Regions from separate parts of the Mus musculus genome. Here regions 1 and 2 are each linked to region 3. Evidence: chromatin loops called from intact Hi-C (ENCODE). Cell type or tissue: left cerebral cortex. All regions are shown on one strand. Region 1 overlaps Pde4b (phosphodiesterase 4B, cAMP specific). Region 2 overlaps Pde4b (phosphodiesterase 4B, cAMP specific). Region 3 overlaps Pde4b (phosphodiesterase 4B, cAMP specific).

Evidence for each region. A loop is a pair of places that touch in the nucleus more often than their neighbours do. Peaks named below come from ENCODE experiments on the same cell type or tissue, not always from the same donor. Only the 100,000 strongest peaks of a DNase experiment are listed, where the experiment ranks them.
Region 1: a loop joins it to region 3, with 2.7 times the contacts of the local background. A loop is called at or near these places in 5 of 42 quality-filtered maps.
Region 2: it touches region 3 in a loop (2.2-fold over the local background); 5 of 42 quality-filtered maps call a loop at or near these places.

What each region holds. Positions count from the first base shown.
Region 1 is chr4:102,310,939-102,313,438 of GRCm38, reverse strand. All of the region lies in intron 1 of Pde4b (phosphodiesterase 4B, cAMP specific), which reads right to left. Among named protein-coding and RNA genes, the nearest start is that of Gm52669, 36 kb to the left of the region's middle. In left cerebral cortex, no CTCF peak of the experiment used is centred here; no DNase peak of the experiment used is centred here.
Region 2 is chr4:102,320,502-102,323,001 of GRCm38, reverse strand. The region is part of intron 1 of Pde4b (phosphodiesterase 4B, cAMP specific); the gene reads right to left. Among named protein-coding and RNA genes, the nearest start is that of Gm52669, 26 kb to the left of the region's middle. In left cerebral cortex, a CTCF peak has its summit at 1,469 (motif pointing right); no DNase peak of the experiment used is centred here.
Region 3 is chr4:102,480,214-102,482,713 of GRCm38, reverse strand. All of the region lies in intron 1 of Pde4b (phosphodiesterase 4B, cAMP specific), which reads right to left. Among named protein-coding and RNA genes, the nearest start is that of Gm52668, 34 kb to the left of the region's middle. In left cerebral cortex, a CTCF peak has its summit at 1,428 (motif pointing right); a DNase peak (open chromatin) is centred at 1,443; H3K27ac peaks cover 461 bases.

The sequences.
Region 1 (2,500 bases), 170 kb after region 3:
TCAGTGCTTGGAGAGAATTCTCTACAACGCCAAACTGTCTCTCTCAGTGTTTTTCAAACTAGTGAGCTCTCTAAGATTTTATGGGATGGCCTGACACTCAGGTAAGCATATTAGCTTCTACAGAGTCTGTGATTAGCTCAATGAATTTCATCTGTGGTGTAGAGAAGTGCATTTTATTTTTTAGAAAAAAAATCTTGATTATCTCCTTTTTATTTTAATGAAAATTTTATAGTGTTTAGATTTGTGAACTTGGACAAAATGATCCCTCTTCTATGGGTCAGGGCATAGAATATTAACAATTACCAAATAAAAATGCCCAAATATTTAACATTTTGCAAAACTAGACAAAAAAAAAAAAAAAGCAACCTCCTGCCTCAGCTTCTGTACATATAAAGACCCATTTGGGGAAATGAATGCACCTTGTGTGCCTGTCTCAAACTGGAGCTAATTAGGAACTTCTCTCTGAGGCAGAGGCTCATAAGCAGCAAAGGCTATTGCCACACTCTCCCTTTTTGCTAAGACCCAGGTCATGCTTTCTGTTCATGTATCAGCTTGGGGAAAATAGTAAGACTCAGATGATAGGAGGTAATACTAGTTTGCACCAGTTCCACACAATATCATAGTGCTTTTCAGCTAAGCCTTGTAAGAAAAGAAGAAAAAAAAAAAGAACTTAAATCGGGTAAAAAGGTAGAAAACTATGACCCAACTCTCTCCACCTATATCTATCTTTCATGTGGTTTGTCTTTCTGTCTGTCTACAGCCTATTCAACAGGAAACTATATGGGTGCTGAGATTTGAACCTGGGTCTTTTGGAAGATCAGCCAGTGCTCTTAATTGCTGAGCCACCTCTCCAGCCCCAAACTAGTACGTTTTAATATGCTCTTTTTAAAGATTTATTTTAGAGCTGGAGAGATGGCTCTGTATTTAAGAACACTTTTTACTTTTGCAGAGAACTTGGGTTCAGTGCCCAGTATCCACATAGTGGTTCACAAACATTCAAAACTCCGGTTCTAGAGGATCTGAGGCCCTGTTTGATCTCTTTGGGAGCAAGGCATGTGTATAGCACACATATGTACCAGCAAACAAAACAGAAAGGAAGTAGAACTTCCTTTATTCTTATTGAGAATCGAGGCAGAACTCACCTTCTAAAAAATGGCCCTGACACAACCACTTCTCCATGCTTCGTGAACAGTGCTGCCACACAGTGATAAATTCTACAATACCCAGTAACTCTGGCCACTGTCAAGTTCAAAGACAAGGGAAGTTGGGATTTGTGCTCCACCCTGCCCAAGCTTCCCTTCTTCATTTAGATAAGGTTGAATTCTGTCATTCTCATATTCCTGAGAATTCGTTTTATTCCTGAGAGATCCATGTCACCTTTATCTGGGGATTAAAAAGGCTGTATCATTTTCAAAGGACAGTTTCTAGATATTTCCTGATAAAGAAGGACAAAGAACCTGGTTACTGCTGCCAGAATGTGGTGCCCATCCCCCATCCCTCTGTCAGATTTGTTCACTTCCTTTGATGGTGTAGGGTGATATTCTCCTCTTTCTCTTGCTATTTGTCACTCATGATATTCTCTATTTAAAAGACATGCAAGAACCAGGACAGAGTAGCTTCAGAAAGACCTAACTTGCACCTGTTTTTTAGGTACCCACGTACAGTTTTCTATATTCTCCTACCACACAATGGCCAGCCTCATTAGAGAACTGCCCTGCCCAGCAGAGACAAAACAAGTGCATGATTTGTAAATCATCCCAGTGGCCTTAGTTGAATAATAAAAAGAAATGAAAAGAATTATCTTAATAATCATTTTACGTAGTACATATATTTAAACAGTCTCATTTTCATAAACATGCGATAGAAAATTTATCATGAGACATTTTCAGATGTTTTTATTTCTTTGTTTCTGTGGCCAAGGTCTCACATTAATTCCTTTGGCTTGCCTGGGATTCACTATGTAGACCAGGATGACCTTGTACTCGAAGAGACCCACCTACCTCTGCTCCTCTGCCCCTCTCTGCCCTCCTGTCCCCTGCCTCCCTGCCTTCCTGCCTCTTTGCCTGTCTCCCTTCTCCCTCCCTCCCTCCCTCCCTCCCTCCCTCCCTCCCTCCCTCCCTCCCTCCCTCCCTCCTTCCCTCTTTTCCTCTGCCTCCTGAGGGCTAGGAATAAAGGTACATATATACTAGCATGCCCACCTAAGATCTTTTTCTTTTGCAGTAGGTCTAGAGCACCCAGTTTGAGCTAGCTACATTCTAAGCATTCTATGATCACAAATGTGACTGGTGGCTACCACATTGGAAAACAGGTTTGACAGTACCACATCTTTTGAATGTATTTTTAATATTATTTTATATACTTAAAATAATATTGTTATGGAAGGCAAAACTTGAAATTTGAGTCCTGTTCTATTTTTTCCATGACTTTTGTATAATGCATACAGGATCAGTAGTTAAAACAAAACACTGGGAAAAGAATATGCCCATTAATCCTGCAATAT
Region 2 (2,500 bases), 160 kb after region 3:
AATCAAGAAAATTATTGACCCTGGAGATATACTTGCTAAATGGTTATCTAATTCCAAGTGCTGTGCCTTAAAAAAAAAATGCACAGAAACACTGAATGAACTCAGCAGGTAGCATTTGTATTTATTCAAATGAATATGTAACAAAATAAATAAATAAGTAAAATAAGAGACCATGAATTTAAAGGGGAGGGGATGACAAAGGAGAGGTTGGAAGTAGAAGGAGGGATGATATAATTATATTGTAATTAAATAAAAAGAGTTTTAAATAGAAATAATGGAATCAGAGGGTGACAATTGAGTTGTACATTAAGGTTTGACTAGGATTTCATCACATGGAAATAAGTCCCAACTGGGACTTCAGAATAGAGGAAACATTGTGAATGGTATCATGTGAACAGGAAGATGCCCACAGAAAATTATCGTTTAATTGGCCACCAAACACACAACAATAGGAATTGTGCAGGATGTTGACGAAACTAGCCACCAGAACTTTACTCCCGATACAACTTTATGATTCAGCAGAAACCAAGTAAGAATAGAGCATCATCAAATAGAAATCGCCGTCCCTGGAAATTAGTTCTAGATAGGACACCACTGGCTCAGCAGGCACTCTTCCTGTGCTTCTCAGCAGGGTTCTGAGACTCCTGGCACCTGTCTGTAGAATTCAAAATTGTATGAATTTCTGATATACTTGAAAAAAAAAAAAGCCTCATTTAGGACCTTACAAGAGCATCACAATTTTTAATTCAAAAGATTTAGCTGCACTTTGAAGCAGAATTTACTTATAGCTAACTAAACCGCAGGATATACTCTTATATCTACTATAAAGCTGAAGTTATCTACTTTTCTGATAAAGGAAGATGAACCAAAACAGTGGAGAATATCTGTGTCCTGATCTCACCTGGCTCTTCATTCTCTATGATGATAGATTTATCTTCTTTCTCCCCTTACATCCAATGCTTCCATTTAGTATAGATTAAAATAGTTTTATGGGGAGTATACTTTATATTATATACTATATTTAAATAAAAGTTCTATATTTTTATCTGAAATTCTTTTCACAGTGAACTAGCTATTAACATAAGAAATCATGATTATATTTTCTCAATCCAAATATGTGAATTGGTTACAAAATATGAAACTAATTTAATTTAATAAGGTAAAAGTGGGTCAAACTCGATTATAAGATCCATTTCAAATTCAGTACTATTAAAATTTAGACTATTTAGGGGAGAGTTGAATATGATTTGAATTTTAAAATATGAAGTTGGTGCTAGATCTGGTGTCGATTCCTAGCCCTTACATGGTGGTTTACAACCATCTATACTTACAGTTCTTGGGGTTCTGATGCCATCTTCTGGCATCTGTGGCTACCAGGCATGCACATGGTGCATATACACATATACAGGCAAAACATATACAAACAATAGGAAAATAAAGCTACAAATATGAAGTCATTAGCCAGGTGTGGTGGCTTATGCCTGTAATTCCAGCAGGGGGAGGTAGAATTCATTGAACTCGAGGCTAGCTTGGTCTATGTAGTAAATAGCTACATAGAAACCCATCTCAGGAAAAAAAAAAATATATATATATATATATATATATATATATATATATATATATATGCGTGTGTGTGTGTGCATGTAGGTGTGTGTGTAAACCAAAAGTTGGCTGGCATGAAAAAGTTACTTTTTAAGATGAAGAAAGCCAAATGGTACTTCCACGAATAGTTATATTCTGCAGCTTTTGAGGAATATAAAAATCTACCCAGGGCTTTGAATTTTAATTTACACTTTCCTGAATGCAGATGCACTGCATCTACATTGCCATGTCAACAAAGCTAGTGTCAAAGTGTAGCAGTTAAATGCAAAGTCAAAATCAGCTTTGTTTGTTCAACAAAAAGAAGCCCAATTATTTCCTACTTATGTTGAATATTATTTTTATCTTTGAACACTTAGGAATTTTGTACAATAACTACTACTCAAGATATTTACAACACTTCAGGGCAAGCCTTTTCTTTCCAAATAACCAATGACACAAGGGTTAATTTGCAGAATTACAGTGAAACAGAGTAGATTAAAAGCACATTAGGACTGAAATCATTAGGACAAAAGGAAAGATAATTCAGTGTGTTCAATTCACAGCCCTGTCTGAATCTCACTGAGTCTACATGATTCTCACATGTGTCTACATGTTTAGTTGATGTATATTTGGGTAATGAAGGGAGGGAGAAGGAGTGGAATTCATATTACACCCAAGAACGGCATGGAACCTGAAGAAATTCAGCACAGAACCTGCAAATAAATGCAAATAAAAGCAAATGGTTTGCACATATTTTATGTTTAGGCAAACAAATATGCAAATTACTTCTACTTTTTATCTATACCTCTATATCTATACATATGTCTATGTCATCCACACATCTCTGTAGTTGCTAGAAGGAAGAGGAAGCATACCCACAAGAATATAGGATGAAACATTTAACATAGCGGGAAGGGAG
Region 3 (2,500 bases):
TCTTACGTTTGGTGACTGTATTTGTGATTCCAAGTAGTACTGGTGCTGGTGTAGTTAAGGTTGAACATCTACCATTCGTGAAGTTACATTGACATTTCAGGTGAATTTGGAGGATGCAGCATATACATTTCTGACTTTGTGAGTAGCCATATGCTTGTAAGGAAGAGGTTGTCCATGTCCAACACGAGGACTGGTTAAAGACACCTTCCTTCCAGGACAAGAGACCTATCCTAGCAGGCTTGCTCACCCATCTCCAGAGCATTGTATGCAGCCTCTCTACTTGGTTGGGCCTGCTTCTCCTGGTCCCATTGGCATCCCTACACAGCCAAGGGAATTTTGTCTAATATCTAAAGCTTTAACAGCTGTTTTCTGCTTAGTGGGAGATCTCTGCTGCTTGGGCAGTAGTGACATTCCTGGAACTGGCAGCCTTTCCCACTGCTGCCTCTAGTACAAGGCTCTATTCTAATATCATCTTGGATCACCTTTTCCAGGGATCCTCTCTGGCACCGCAGTGCCACACTGATGGCCGCCTCTCCTCTGTGCTCCCTCACAGTTCTTTATGTAGAACAATTGTTTTTGCTGTTCCCAAGAGCTCAATTCCAGAAACACCCATCCCATTCCAAACCCCAAAGATGTGGGTGCTTAGGTCCCTTTTATGAAATGGCTTAGTATTGACATGTAATCTCCACAGCTCCTCCTGTGTAACTCCAATCATTTTAGGGCTTATGTATTATATAAAATGCAACGCAAATTTAGGTACACAGTTACTATACTCCATTCTTTAAGGCACAGTAAGAAAATATAGTCTGTACATATTTGTTACAGATACATATTTCCCCAACTGTTTTCTAGCCACGATTGACTACATCCTAAAACCCATGGATATGCTGGACTAACTATAGCATGAGAATACCTGCAGGTCTCTGTTTAATTCTCCATTTATTTGAATGCTTCCCAATGCATTGTCATAGTCAAGGGAGGCAATATTACCTGTTTTTGTGTCCCAGATATTTGGGTCAGAATCTTGCAAATAACAGATCCTTTGGGAAAAAAGTGTTTCCTGAACCAATTAAAGACTACTGGCATCCACTGAAACATGTTTCTCCTGGCCTCTTTCTCCTTCTCACTCCCTACCCTTGCTTCTGTCATCTTTAGCATTGACTTCTGTTGTTGCCTTCAAATGGATCCATAAAGAATGTGACTTTCCTTGATGAGTCTGATGTGGTAATGATGTAAGAATAAAATCTGAAAGAAACACAATTGTGTTTTCCCTAAAACAAGCTTATGGAGTACCACACTACCAGCTTCAGTAGGCTTTGTGGTAAAGCAGGGTCATCATCTGCCTCACACCTCCTCTGACAGTGTCGCCTCTCATCCCTTGGAATCTTTGCTAAGCCAACTTTGGGCTGGTGACAAGAAGGAGCCAGCAGATGGCAGAAGGCACCACTGTTTCTCATGGTTTCCTGGCCTCCAATTTAAGCCCTTGAAGGAAGATGAGAAGTCAAACTTCCTGAGCCTGGAAGGAAAAAAATCAGAGATAAAGAAGAGAAGTGCAAGGTGTGCATGAAGCCTTTGATTAAACCAGGAGCAGCTCTGCCTTCAGGAATTCAAGCTGAACTGGGAGGCCACTGAATGGCCTTGCCATTGTCCCTAGGGGGATGCTGTCCTGACTCCCAATTACCTGCACAAGCCTGCTGTCTGTAATGAAGAGCCATAAAGCAGAGTCCTAGGGATAGGTCAGTTCTGATTCAGTGGAAACGGTCTCTAGCTGAGTTCCTTTGACGGACTCTAACAAATCTTCCCACTGGAAAGACAAACTCTATGAAAAAAGATTTAAGCGCTCGGGTCAGCAGAGCTGCACACTGCCCTGGGGACTGAGCTCCGCTTTTCCTTCTGCTGTCTTTTTTAAAGCAACTCACCGAGCATCATCTGCATCATTTAATCCTCACAGTTTGCTAGGCTTATTCCTTGTGACCTATTTGAAAGAGGGAAAGAACGAAGGCTCTAAAGTATACAACTTCATTTGAAGTGACCTCTTTTTTTTTTATTATTATACTGTTATATAATCTGTGCCCTAGGCCCTTTCCTCCACAAGGCATTTTTGTCTCAGAGTTTGTCATGTTGGACTGTCTTCCTGGGCTTAGTGATCTTTCTTCCTTCAGACCACAGCCTCCTAGAAGCAAGACTTATGCCTTAATTCATTTCTGTATTTCTAGAACCTGGAGCTGACTCTCATATCAGAACACACATACATAGTTGTTGGATGAATGCAAGAATCCCACAGTTGACATCTCTTATCTGACAGGCCGATCCACTTGGGTCAAAATGTTTGTCAGTCAAAGACTGCAGTGGAGTACTTGAGTCGAGCTGATCTAATCCTCTGACATTAACCTTCCTTCCCCATCCTCCCCACAACACCTGAGAATGCCACCCTAGGAGCATCAGTGTCTAGAGTTTGTACACATATTATATATATGTGGGAATGTTGTTCACACAACCA